Regions from separate parts of the Homo sapiens genome. Here regions 1 and 2 are each linked to region 3. The links are chromatin contacts, found by Hi-C or POLR2A ChIA-PET in ENCODE. All regions are on one chromosome and are shown on one strand. The core of a region is the stretch at or near the end of the contact, and the rest is flanking DNA. Distances in the headings are between cores, read along the strand shown.

Region 1 (4,662 bases), core at 177-2,676, 200 kb after region 3:
CTTTCTTTTTTTTTTTTTGAGACGGAGTCTCGCTTTGTCACCAGGCTGGAGTGCAGTAGCGTGATCTCGGCTCACTGCAACCTTCGTTTCCTGGGTTCAAGCGATTCTCCTGCCTCAGCCTCCCAAGTAGCTGGGACTACAGGCGCACGCCACCAAGCCCAGCTAATTTTTGTATTTTTAGTAGAGATGGGGTCTCACCATGTTGGCCAGGATGGTCTCGATCTCTTTACCTTGTGATCCACCTGCCTCGGCCTCCCAAAGTGCTGGGATTACAGGCATGAGCCACCGTGCCTGGTCTATCATTACATTTTCGTAAGGGGCCATGCAACCTAGATCCATCGTGTGCACGGTTCACAATAGGGTTCGCACTCCTGTGAGAATCTAATGCCATCACTGATCTGACAGGAGGCAGAGCTCAGCTTCCCTTGCTTGCCCACCCCTCATCTTCTTCTGTTTGGTCTAGTTCCTAACAGGCTACAGACTGGTACCTGTCATGGCCCGGGGGGTTGAGGATCCCTGCTTTAGATCACAGCTGATCAGTTTCCCCAGTCTCACACTGCACTTAACTACAGTTTCTCCTTCTGTGTCCCCAGTAGGGGTGGCAGAAAGGGTCACAATGGGGCACAGAGGATGTTACAGTTACCTGAACATGTGCGACTAGTCCACATGGGTGCACACTGTATATGACAGGAAGGCTTCAAGTTCAACCTGGGTTAAATGAAACATGCCATCATTCCATCTTTCTTTCCCGTGCCCTCTTCTGCCGACCTGCTCCCCTTCCTGGGTGTCTGGTTGCAGTGAGTGGCTCTGATGTTCTCCCAGATGACCAACCTCAAAGACCAGTACATCCCCTGCCCCACACTGTCCCCCACATCTGTCTGCTCTGTCTCTTTCCATTGTTACCACCACTGCCTAGGTTTCTAATTATCCACATTTCTTCTTTTTTTTTTTTTATTTAAGCAAGCATCTCACTCTGTTGCCTAGGATGAAGTGCAGTGGCACAATCACAGCTTACTGCAGCCTCAAAGCAATCCTCCCACCTCAGCCTCCCTAGTAGCTAGGACCACAGGCATGTGCCACCAGTTCAGCTATTTCTTTATTTTATTTTTTGTAGAGATGAGGTCTTGGTATGTTGCCCAGGATGGTCTCAAACTCCTGGGCTCAAGCAATCCTCCTGCCTCCACCTCCCAAAGCGCTGAGATTATAGGCATGAGACACAGAGCCCAGCCACTGTCCGCATTTCTTTCCTGGCTTCCTTACTGGGTTCTCTACTTTCACTCTTGCCTTCTTCCTCTCTTCCACCAGCATAAGTTTTAGAAACTGCACTTCTGATCATGCTGCTCTGCTGCTTAAAATCCTTCATGCAGATCATGTAAGACCTTCCTGATCCAGTGCTGCCTTGCCCTCTAGAACCCAGGGTGCCTTTCTCCCCTCTGCAGTTCTACTGCGCCACCTGCAGTTTCTCTCTCCTGTGTTCATGTGTCTACTCCCTCTGAATGGTAGGCTCACACCCTCCACCTGGCCAACTCTTACTAAATCTTGGGCTTCAACTCAAGGATCACCTTCATGGTTCACTCCACCAGGCTGGGCTGTGTGTCCTGCCCAGTTCCTATAGTGCCCTAACTCACTTTTTTAAAAAAATACTTTAAGTTCTGGGGTACATGTGCAGAACATGCAGGTTTGTTACATAGGTATACACTTGCCATGGTGGTTTGCTGAAGCCATCAATGTCATCTACATTAGGCATTTCTCCTAATGCTGTCCCTCCCCTAGCCTCCCACCCCCCAACAGGCCCCAGTGTGTGATGTTCCCCTTCCTGTGTCCATGTGTTCTCGTTGTTCAGCTTCCACTTATGAGTGAGAACATGCGGTGTTTGGTTTTCTGTTCCTGTGTTAGTTTGCTGAGAATGATGCTTTCCAGCTTCATCCATGTCCCTGCAAAGGACATGAACTCATTCTTTTTTATGGCTGTCCATTATTCCATGGTGTATGTGTGCCACATTTTATTTATCCAGTCTATGATTGATGGACATTTAGGTTGGTTCCAAGTCTTTGTTATTGTGAACAGTGCTGCAGTAAACATAAGTGTGCATGTATCTTTACAGTAGAATGATTTATAATCCTTTGGGTATATACCCAGTGATAGGATTTCTGGGTCAAATGGTATTTCTGGTTCTAGATCCTTAACTCACTTTTAACAGAGCTATGGGGGCTTTCAGCTCAGCAGTGGCTCTTCTTAGCAGGGGACTGAATGTGTTCCCTTTGCCAAAGCCTACTTTGCTTTGCTTATGTGATGCTACTTACAGGATTTCCAGATTGTTTTTGGTCTCTTCAACCATTTGCTTTCTTTGGACAGGACAATGCCCAGTGATGAAGATGAAGCTCTTGTTCTTGACATCTAATCCCACACCATGACTAATAAACATGGCATGCTGCAATGGGCATTAATTTATGGGTAACAGAAGCAGATCCAAGCCTTTTAGCTAATTAAATAAAAATGCACCATACAGCAACCATCCTGCCTGCTTGGGTGTAAAATAGAGAGGAGAAAGATGGCATGCTGGTCATTGAGAGATAATTACCTGCAATTTCAGAGCTGGAATCTAGTGACAACATAAGAAAAATAATAACCTCTCTGGCTGTTAGGATTCTCAGTTCTAGCTGCGAGCAAGGAGCAAAGGCACCCACAGACTTGCCAAACCTATGTCAGGAATGACGAATAGAAGGCAGAAATCCACATCCCCAGGTGGTAAAATTGTTATCCACCTTCGTCACCTCTTTCCTAATGGAGGAAGTGAGGACAGGCAGCCTTGGAGTCCTACTTGAATGAGGCCTGGACCTTATGCAGGGTAATAAAAACCAACACGTGGGGCCTGTGCTGTAAGGTGGCAGAGGGCGATGACTCACCCCACTCATGCAGGTTGAGTCATTTCAAGGCAGAGTTGTGCCAGTTCAGTACCCAGTAATATTTTCCAGTCGACGAGTATCAGTGAACAGGAGATAACCAGTCATTTCTAGATTCTGCTCAGAGTCCCAGCTTAGAGGCTCCACCAGCTCAAAGAGACGGGATGGCAAAACAGCCACCTTAATTTCCAGATCATCTGCCAGCTCATCTGCCAGCTGACACACAGCCCATGGCTCCACTATTGCCAGTGCTGTAGCTGCACCAGACCAATCTGGTTCAACTTTTATGTAACAAAGTTGTGATTTGTTTTTCAGTTGCCCGGGACTCCCAGGTTGAAGATCATGAGCATGCCCTGATGAGCCAAGGCATGCAACCACAGGGGAACCTAAGTGCTTGGACTGAGGAGTGGGGACTGAAATAAGAAGCGGACACTGCAGGGCAGGATCAGGATCCAATCAGATCGAGCCCTGGCATCACCTCATGGCAGGATCTAGTCAGATCGTGGCTTTTGACATCACTTCATTGTGAAATCCAATCAGATCACACCTTATTACCCTATCCTTATAAAACCGGACCTAGCCCCCAGCTCGAGGAGGCACTGCTTTGGGAGTTATCCCAGGTGTTCTTGTTACTAGTTGCAAGGAATAAAATCCTCTTGCTAAATCCTCCTTGGTTGTGCAGATGTTGGCATGGATGTGGAGAGAAGGGAACACTTACGCTTTGTTGGTGAGGATGTAAATTAGCTCAACTCTGTGATAAACAGTATGGAGAGTTTTCAAAGAACTAAAAATAGAACTTCTACTCAACCCAGCAATCCTATGAGTGCATGAGTGGGTATCTACCCAAAGGAAAAGAGACCATATAAATAATATACCTATTTATTGCAGCACTATTCACAATAGCAAAGTCACGGAACCAAGCTGAGTGCCCATCAGTGGTTGACTGGATAAAGAAAATGTGGTCTATATACACCATGGAATACTAATGAAAATAATGATTTCATTCTTTTTATGGTTGTGTAGTATTCCATGGTTTATATATACCATTCTTGCGGCAATGTGGATGGAGCTGGAGGCCATCATCCTGAGTGAACTAACTGAAAAACAGAAAACCAAATACCGCGTGTTCTCACTTATAAGTGGGAACTAAACAATGGGTACGAATGATCATAAAGATGGAAATAATAGACACTGGGGGCTCCAAAAGCAGAGAGGATGGAAGAAGGACAAGGGTTGAGCACTTACCTGTTGGGTACAATGTTCACTACTGGTATATTGGGGACACTGGAAGCCCAATCCCCACTGGTATGTAATATACCCATGTAACAAACAAATATATGTACCTCCTGAATCTAAAATAATCAATCAATCAATCAATCCTCCTTGGTTGTGGTCATTGGGTTGATATCTGCCAAGTAACCACTGAGCTAAAATTGGGAGCTTTTACATATTCGGTATGTTTCTTTTTTCTTTTCTTTTCTTTTTTTTTTTTTTTTTTTTGATATGGAGTCTCACTCTGTCACCCAGGCTGAAGTGCAGTGACATGATCTTGGCTCACCACAACCTCCACCTCCCAGGTTCAAGTGATTCTCCTGCCTCAGCCTCTCAAGTAGCTGGGATTACAGGCACCTGCCACCACGCCCAGCTAATTTTTGTATTTTTAGTAGAGGTGGGGTTTTATCATGTTGGTCAGGCTGGTCTCAAACTCCTGATCTCAAGTGATCCATCTGCCTTGACCTCCCAAAGTGCTGGGATTACT
Region 2 (4,665 bases), core at 302-2,801, 220 kb after region 3:
GTCCTTTTGAGCAATTATTGCTTTCCTACCTAATGGCGACTTCTTTCCCAGTGACTCCCTCAGCCCCACTTCACTCTTCTTCCTCCTGAATAATGATTGCTGCATACCTAGTTTCTAAACGCCTGTTCTTCATGGCAGCGTCCAATATAGAGCTTTCCATCTTCCCTAGCCCCTCTTAAAAATCATTCTGCACAAGCCCAAAACCCATAACAAGCCCCGCTGCAACCCCATCTTAATGAGATGCTCCACAATTCCCGTGGTGTTCCATCAACCTTGTCGTAGCTGGTTAACAAACCTATTTTTTTTTTTTTTTTGGCCACAAGTATGTTCTTAGTAATCCTTATTTGATGGACTTTATCAAAGGGTAGAGGTTGGCAAAGATGGGATTCTTCTCCTTCAAGAGGTACATGTTTTGCAACCAGATTTCTGAGAAGACTTAATAGTAACAAGCCCCGAGTTGCAGTGTTTGCCAGCCTTTGTGGTGTAACTACTCAACATTCTGGTCAATTTCAAGCTACCAGCATGATGCCATTTTGAACACAGAGTTGGGAAGAGATGCACTCAATCAGCTTTTGGGGGTCTTCACAAGTTGGCTTCAGCAAACCACTGTCCCCAACTTACCCATCTTTCTCAAACAAGAACTTTTTTTTCTCATGGAGTTTTCCAGATTTGTTTCTCCACAGAGTAGCTTATGATCTTGTATCCCCCTGAACTTGAGCAAGGAATCTGGTGCTAAGCTGATGTATAAGCAGGTTCTGAGGAATGTCATGACAAATAGACATCACCAACACAGATCCTGCATGTAAAAATTGACGAATGGGAAACAGCCCAGAGATTCAGAGACTAGTAAACGCCCATTCATATAGTTACCGTTGGTTGCTTCTTGGAAGGTAGCTTCACAGCTAGGACTGAAGCCCCATGGTTTCATCTTAGAGAAGAGATACACACCCTCTTAGGTATCAACATGAGCTCATCTTGCTTTGGCCCAGGCTTAATGAAAGCCTTGAGAAAGACCTGGCTTTTTTTTTTTAATCATACAAAGAAAATTATCTTTGTGGAATATCTGTGAAGTGATTATAGATAATGGTCCACGATCTGATGGCTACAAGTTCAGCCACTTGGCTGAGAAACGAATTCCCTATCTGCTACTCCAAGACCTCATTATGTGCTCACGCTGGCAAATTGGTAACGAAAAGACTTAAAAAGTTTCTGAGAGCAAAGCAGCTCCTTTCTTAGCCTGACTGGCCTACAGAGCAGGGCCCTTGGGAGCAGAGAACTAAATTCAATGCAAATTTCAAACAAGATTACCAGTGGCTTCTCATCCTCCTGGAAGTTTGAGAATGTGTAGACTGTACAAAGCCAACAGACAAAGATGGAAACACCGTAACTGAAGGGAGGAAAAAAGAAAATGGTTTAGGCTAGGCTAAGAAGGTTGGTATTATTTTTCTAAAGAGGCATAAGCTCCTTTGACAAGAATACAAAGGAAATGGATCTTACTTTCAGTTCAGCACTTTACTCAGCAAACTCGTGTAGTATCTTTCTTGTGCTGGAGAAATCAGAATGAAACTCTGTGTCTACTGAGAGAGATGGGTATGGGAGGCAGTTACTTGCTTCTTTGCTGTCACATCCAGTCCTTGGCCATTCTCTGAAATCTGCATTTCCCAGATAGCCTTAGCAACAGGCGTTGGTCTCTGTTTAAGGCCGTGGGGACACTGGCTTGAGATTGGAGGATGGGTATTGGGTAGATGGTGGGAGAATCATCCCCATCTCTCTTTGCTTCAGGTGGTGTTCCAGTGATCCTAGTTCCACTGGACCAGATCTAGCCAGGGAGCCTTGACTGCTGGGCTCTGGTAACAGCTTATGCTTTACCTTTGTTCTTTTAGCCCTGTGACTGCTAGCAGCTTCCTAGTGTAACTAAAATCTGAGATGCCCCCTTACGTCTTCTTTGGTTTATTCACTCTCTCAACATCTTTGTAACTGGCTTATTGCATTAAATTCCTCCTGTTGAACTACCTGGAAAGGGCTTTATTTTATTGACCATAGCCTGACAAATACAGAAAACAAATACATAATTTAATTATAATATGATGCTGCTATAAATAGCGCCTGTACAAGGCCCTCTGGAGACACAGATGGTGGCTGTCTCTCTCTCTCTCACTTGCGGGGACAAAGAAGAATCTCATTGAATGGAAAATTTGAGCTGCAGCTCCAAGAATGAGTAGAAAATCCCAAGGGAATGGGGAGGGAGTATTCCAGGCATTTTCCAGAAGTATGGCAACGTGACAAAATACGAAGTTTTAGAGGAATGGCAAATACTCACCAACCATTGAATAATGGGTCAAACACAAAACAAGCAGACTACTCAGAGCTTAGATATTCAGATTTCAGTTTTTATGCCTGTCGGCATCACTAATGCCACAGAAGCCTCAAATTCCCCTGGACTTGGAGAATGGAAGGGATCACCTGAAAATCGCTGGAAAACTTAGGACTCTGTCCTCCTTCTCTACCAATGCAAAGGGCTATTCGCCTTACTAGCAATCTCTGGGGAAACTTTAAACAATGTATTTGCAAATGATACTTATTTAAAATCTTTAAACTGCAAGACACTATTGTTGGAAATCAGATTGTCATCTTCTGAAAGATTCACTTCTTACTTGCCTCTCTTCTGCAAGAGTGAAGGGTCGGGAAGAGACTTCCGAAGTCACTGATGAACAAAATAAACCAGGGCTTGGAAAGGGCCCAGAGAACATCTGTTTAGTCTTTTTCTTTTGGTAGTGACAAAAATGGTGTCTAAGACTTAATCATCACCCCTTCCTAAAATACACACATATGGGAAGCAATGGTGGTCTTTCTGCTCTGGGGGTGGTTCACAGCTTTCAGTTTGGAGCTGAAGACTGCCACCACACACACCATTCTCATTAAAGCAGAATGACTTGCTTGCCTTCAAGGATGATATTTCCATTTCTATGCTTTAGTGCATCTTTCTGTAGTAGCAGAGAATGGTGTATTTTCAAATATGCTCCCTGTTCATGTATCACTTAATGCTCTCACAAGACCGTGATCAGCTGGCACAAATGGAAAGAGTTCAGTTACTTGCCCAGAAATCTCCAATAGACACTCATCAAGACCAGGGATCGCACCCAGGTCTCTATTTTTGGCAGGCACATTTTCTGCCACTCCATAGCCCTTTTTGGGATAGCCACTTTTGTTGCAAATTCATATCCTGTGAGAGCTCCAGGGCCAACACTCCATTAAAAACACAAGAGCTGTCAGGTTGGCCCTGTGACATTTCTCTCTCTCTCTCTCTCTCTCTCTCTCTCTGTCTCTCTCTCTCATCTACTTTTTGGAGACAATGTTTAAGGAGAGATGTTCAACCCAAGACAATGCCTCCAGGACTTTGCTTTCTCACCACCAACCACCTGACCCCAGAGAGAAATGCCCTTCTGACCCCTACTGGTTATGATGGGGCATACACCAAGTGCAGAGAATTCTTTCCAAGCTGATTTCAGAATATTCTCCAAAACACTCTCCAACAATGATTGGACAAGAAGGTTAAACATAGAGAACGTTGACTCAGTCCTGATTAAACAGGCTGAAAAGACAGAAACAAATAATCACCACGTATGTAGCAATAATGGAGCAACAAAGTAAATATGAAGGCAGAGGCTTGCTATCAATATTTAACTAGAGGATTAATATACAGAGAATGCACTTCCGAGAATACCAAGGTGACCAGGGGGGCAGAAATGACTCAATTATGATACACTGTCACAGTCAGGGAAGAAGAAAGTGTTGTCTGCATTGTTTAACTTAGTGTTATAAACGCACAACTGAGGCAATCACGGTGATTAACATGGAGATGATGATGAGTGATAACGCCAGACTCATTAGCATGAAGCATTTGTTGATAGAAACGGATAGGGAACAAGTTGTAAATTCTGGCCAAGAATTTCTCCCTAAGAGATTCCTGTACATCGCACATCGCAGTCTTGCATATCGAGACTGTTCTAAGGCTTTTTTTTTTTTTTTTGGTCCTTTATTTGCTCAATGAGACCAAATGTCTCAAGAATCACTTCTTTACATCTTGGGGTAAAGTTTCTAACCATAATGTGCCCTGATATTCATTTGTACAAACAAATATGTTTCTTAGTCTATTGCTATTCAACCATTTCTTAGAATGGGGACATTATCAAAGTATTGAATATGCAAATTTTTCCATGAGTAAGTAAATTTGGGGAATTCTGGATTAAAGTGTACTTTAGCATATCAAAATGGCTTTAGTGTGGTGAGATACACTGAGATTCTTCAAGAGGGATGTAGTTGTATATGGCACTTCCCATAAACATTAGTCTATACCATCGTCTCTATAGAAATATCTTAAATAACCAAGATTCCTTAGGAGGCTCTTGAGGAACGGCTTTTCTTTCCTGATTCTTTTCTTCAATCAGTCCAGTCCATTGCTGGGTTTCCTCTACACCATCTTGCCCACACTTCCTTTATGTATGGAGTGAGATGGTCACCAGCTGGTTTTCTGAAAATCTTCATACCAGAGGAGGTGAAAATGCTCTGTAGTATCATCCAGAGACCCTACCCTCGAGTGTGCTAGGAAGGACCATATACTCCTGAGTCTTCTCTGACAGCAATGATCCCCACCAATGTCTTGTT
Region 3 (4,533 bases), core at 1,393-3,892:
TCCTTGAATTATGCTTACAGAATAAAAGAACATTTTAAGCAAGTGCTATTTTTAAATGTTTCCACTAAAATAGGGCTAATTTTTGAAAGGCAGCTCTTAGGCCTCATAACTGTCAAATCTTTCTAATATTCTGTTGCTAAACCTCTAGAGCAACAGGAGTGGAGAGAAGCAGGCAAAAAAGAGGTTAAGCTGGGGATGCATGAAATGGGAAAAATAAGGTTTGGAAAGCAGATCATCATCATATGAAAAATCCAGGTCTAAGATGAGATCAGGCTGTACGGGCAGGTGCAGACATACTAATTAGCAATTAGATAAAATCTGGGTATTCAACACATGTTTATAAAATAAGTCATAAGGGCCAGGCATGGTGGCTCACGCCTGTAGTCCCAATACTCTGGGAGGCCAAGGCAGCTGGATTACCTGAGGTCAGGAGTTCGAGACCAGCCTGGCCAACATGGTGAAACCCCCATCTCTACTAAAAATACAAAAAATTAGTTGGGGGTGGTGGCAGATGCCTGTAATCCCAGCTACTCGGGAGGCTGTGGCAGGAAAATCACTTGAACCCGGGAAGCGGAGGTTGCAGTGAGCCGAGATCACACCACTGCACTCCAGTCTGGGCGACAAGAGTGAAACTCTTAAAAATAAAATAAAGTAAGTCATAAGATAAATGATCAAGTTAGTATGAAAATAAGCATGCAAGTCATTATCTATGAGGTACAATCTGTGTCAAACAGTAGCATCCAGTGACAGAGGAACAAGGTGGCAGAAAAGATTATTAAACGTGTGACTGGAATATCAACTTCCACTCAGAAAAGGCTAAAAAACTGGCTTGTTTATCTCACAAGTATGTTGTGAGTAACAAAGGAATAAAATATAAAACAACATTTGAGAATTGCCAAGACTTTATAATGAAAATGGTCAATGTTCCCAACATTCCTACCAATTCTGAAGTCCGAAGTAATCCTCCTCATTTCATTCATCAGATCTGTTCCAAGACTTTTTACATTCTCCAAATCGTCTTTCATTGAGTAAGACAGGTCCATAAGGTAGTAGAGGTCAATGGGATAGTCTTCAGCTCTCTTGAATTTTAATGTAAATGTCTGTGGCTCCCCTAATTAGACAAGAGATTAGAAAATGAAACTTGCCTGTTGGCAATCAAACGCAAACGAGAAAAACCAAATAAATGTGGTTTACACGGTAAACACAATAAAATAAAACATGTTGTCATAATTTTTACAAAAACCTGGGAATTCCATAAGTAACTCAATGGGTATGTATTCAGTTTCATTCAACAAATACTTTAAACACCAGGCCTTCAGGATGCAAAGATAAAAAAGATATTCCCAATCCACAGTGGACAAAACAGACAAAAAGTCAGTTTATAAGAGAAGAAAACAAATAGAACACCATAAATTAGTCTGGAGAGGGCAAGGCAGAACACGTGATAGGGTACAACTGACTTTTTAGACACTGAAGTTGTGAACTCTGTTCTGTGTGTAGTGGGATGCCACTCCCTGCAAGTGAATAACATGATCCGATCTTTACTTTAGAAAGCCTGGCAGACAGCTTTAAAAATAATTATTTATTTATTATTATTTATTATTTATTATTTTATTTTTATTATCATTATGAGGCAAAGAGACTAGCTAATCTACAAAAGAAACCCAGAGAGAGATGATGAAGGAGGAGAAGAGAGAGATACAAGAGACGTTAATGTAATTTACTTAGGAAATACAGGAGAGAGGTTTGGATGAAAATGTAATTAAAATTTTAACTTGTAGTTTTCTCTATATAGATTTCTAATAGGCAATTGGAGAAATGGGTTTGGAGCTCAAGAAAAGTCTGTGTTGCTGCAGCATACAATTGGGTTTTAAAGCCACGAGAGGAAAACTGACATTTAGGTGGACTGCAAAAAGGGAGGAAGAAAAAAGACACAAAAAGAGGCCTGGAAGGCAATGGTAAGAGACACAAAGAAAAACCGAGGAGTGGTATCATTGATCAAGGACAGAGCATTTCAAAAAGTACAAAGTGTTACTTGGTACAGAAGAGTTAAAAAAAATCCTGACAAGGGTCCCCTGGGTCTGCGGGCTGAAGGCGATGGTGGAGCTTTGCTAGAGCAGGATGAGGAGGAGAGGGCTGACCTGGTTGAGGAGGGGCCGGGAGGGAAGTCAGGGGACAGGGCCACTCTACCATTCTCCTGACAAGAAAGGTCGGAAACCAGAAAAGCGAGGATGAGGGCTTGTTTTTTCCTTCATGTTTAGATGTGGGACTAACAGACATAATTACAAAAACCTTAACAGTTTAATAATACTAAACAAATACAAAGGAAAAGAACAGGTTAAAATGTTGCTTTTATAATATATTATGTAATTAGACCAGAGGATGAACACTTTCATTTTTAAAACTCACTAAAGCTAATTAATACTTTCTGAATCTTTAACAAAATTTACTTTGAATATTAGGCAACATTTAATATTATTCCAAGTAAATATGTCTTACAATTGTTATATCTGCAAAAATTTTCTAAAATTTAAACAATTCCACATTTTTGAGTGCCAGTCCACATGTAAAAACGAGCCTTCAACAGAAACTGGTCAGAGTTTGCATAAAGCTGGTGTCGAATGCCTCAAGTAAACACGCAGGTATTCACAGAGTTGGGCTTCCATACCTGATCTTAATCGCAAAACCAACTGCTGTGGTTGGATCTGAGTAATATCCTCTGGCTTGAGCTTCTCTGCTGTTCCTTTGCTACGGTTGGTTACATTTTTATTTTTCTTTATATCTTTGGAGCCTCTGGGATTTTCTATGTCATCTGGAGGGCAACCCTTCTTTTTTAAGGCTTCTAAATCATCACATCGTGCAGAAGTAGGCATTCCTTCCTGTAAAAATGTCTAAATGACATATAAAATATAGGTATAAATGAAAATTGTAATGGTCAAACCTTTTTACATAATAATTGCAAATAAGCAATTAAATTGCAAAACATCAAATCACATCTAATGTACCCCAATTCTGGCTTTTAAACAAAATGCTCCCTTCATCCAAACTGTGGTAAGTGTTCTTGTTAAAAAACAATCATTTCCAAGAAAGTAATACCTTTCCCAGAACTGACCCAAGTGTACACAGTAAATGCTCTATCTTGTAATTCAGAGTATCTAATCAAAAGCAATTTCTTTAGTGAAATCACTAATTGAGCATGGTTAATGGCTACTAATAATGTATACATACACCCAAATATCAGATCATTTCTCCAAAATTTCCCTTTGAAAAGTCCTTACAAAGCGTCTCATATTATGTGGCACTCTCCCCATCGCAATATGCTGAACAACCCGATGTTTAGGGAAAACAGACGAGCTTAAAAACATCTCAATTAATTATTGCATTTTTTAAAAGGACAACACGAAATTTAGCACCGATTAAATAAGTATTCCCACAGGTTTGAAAAAACTTTAAGTATTAGCTATTATTGTAAATAAGTTTTTAAAAAACTTTTAAAAAGCAAAATAGTAAGTATATGACAAGGGTAAAAGGAGTAAGTATATGACAAGGGTAAAAGGTCCTAATGGCAGGTAAATTTCAAAAAAGGAAAAAAAGTTCTTAATGGCAGGTGAATGGATATTTGCAGTAGTAAAATTTCTAGTAATGACAGAGATTTTAAATGTGGTATACATCAAACAACTTAGAAATAAAAATTTAATCATATAACTGAAAAGTGCCTTAGTGAATTCAAAAACACTGCTGTTAAAGATCTATATAAAGACTGTGAATAAAGGTGTTTCAAGAAATGTGAAAATGTGGGGGAAACAGTGACATTATATATGGTATTTATTTATCAAATATCAATTTAACGGTGCTGTATAAAGTAACAGTAAGTGAAGATATTTAAATTTAAAGAATACACAATAGTTTTTACATAAGATTTTTTAAGAGAAACATCATACTAATGAGAGTATTTATGTAATCAACAACTGGAAGGGAATACCAAGAATCAGATAATTCAAAGCTGCACTATTTATTAAACCTAAACTACTACCTACCAAAGCACAAGATCCTAGTGAATTACACATTTCTAAATACTAATCAATCCACGAAATTTACAATCATGACACCCAAATACAATTTCACTGAATATATTCAGAAAGCCTTTAAAATTTTAAGGATTATGCTCCAAAGCTCAAAGGCTAAGATAATCCTTAACTACAGATAAACTGTAGTCCCCATAAAATGGATATGTTAACAATAATAGCAGCTACCACTTATTTAGAAGTTTTTAAGTGAAACTGCTTTAAGTTCATCAATTCTAATTATTGTAACAATAGATAAAGCGGATATTATCATCCTCATTTTCAGATATGAAAACCAAGAGCTTCAGTTACATAAGCCTTGCCTGAGACAAACTCACAACACTCCATATTTCCTCCACTGTTGCCAATGTAATCCCAACACACCACTTTTAGAAAACACCATTAGAAAATTTTTGAAAAACAACAAAACCTCTCATTTTTTCTTTCATGTGGTCAAACCATACGACAT

The links. A loop is a pair of places that touch in the nucleus more often than their neighbours do. ChIA-PET counts read pairs that join two places held with the same protein, here RNA polymerase II (POLR2A). Pooled maps may share reads with other maps.
Region 1: a loop to region 3 is called in a map of CD4-positive, alpha-beta memory T cell, with 2.6 times the contacts of the local background. The contact joins two enhancer-like sites. A Hi-C loop is called at or near these places in 2 of 168 maps with a recorded cell type or tissue (B cell and CD4-positive, alpha-beta memory T cell) and 3 of 50 pooled maps. POLR2A ChIA-PET finds 5 or more read pairs at or near these places in 3 of 52 experiments (A549, PC-3 and activated T-cell).
Region 2: a loop to region 3 is called in a map of B cell, with 3 times the contacts of the local background. The contact joins two enhancer-like sites. A Hi-C loop is called at or near these places in 2 of 168 maps with a recorded cell type or tissue (B cell and CD4-positive, alpha-beta memory T cell). POLR2A ChIA-PET finds 5 or more read pairs at or near these places in 6 of 52 experiments (CD8-positive, alpha-beta memory T cell, HepG2, PC-3 and 2 more).

Annotation. Positions count from the first base shown.
Region 1 is chr10:33,131,350-33,136,011 of GRCh38, forward strand. No RefSeq gene overlaps it. Among named protein-coding and RNA genes, the nearest start is that of IATPR, 17 kb to the left of the region's middle. RefSeq lists an enhancer at 2,418-3,617. Within about 2 kb of position 1,427, at least 4 of the 41 ENCODE cell types and tissues checked have a DNase peak (open chromatin) inside an H3K27ac peak, as active enhancers do; they include PC-3, where a contact is called at or near this core.
Region 2 is chr10:33,152,560-33,157,224 of GRCh38, forward strand. No RefSeq gene overlaps it. Among named protein-coding and RNA genes, the nearest start is that of IATPR, 38 kb to the left of the region's middle. Within about 2 kb of position 1,552, at least 5 of the 41 ENCODE cell types and tissues checked have a DNase peak (open chromatin) inside an H3K27ac peak, as active enhancers do.
Region 3 is chr10:32,927,154-32,931,686 of GRCh38, forward strand. ITGB1 (integrin subunit beta 1) reads right to left here. Exons shown (of 16, transcript NM_002211.4): 4 at 2,669-2,891; 5 at 941-1,111. Among named protein-coding and RNA genes, the nearest start is that of SNORA86, 28 kb to the left of the region's middle. Within about 2 kb of position 2,643, at least 2 of the 41 ENCODE cell types and tissues checked have a DNase peak (open chromatin) inside an H3K27ac peak, as active enhancers do; they include PC-3, where a contact is called at or near this core.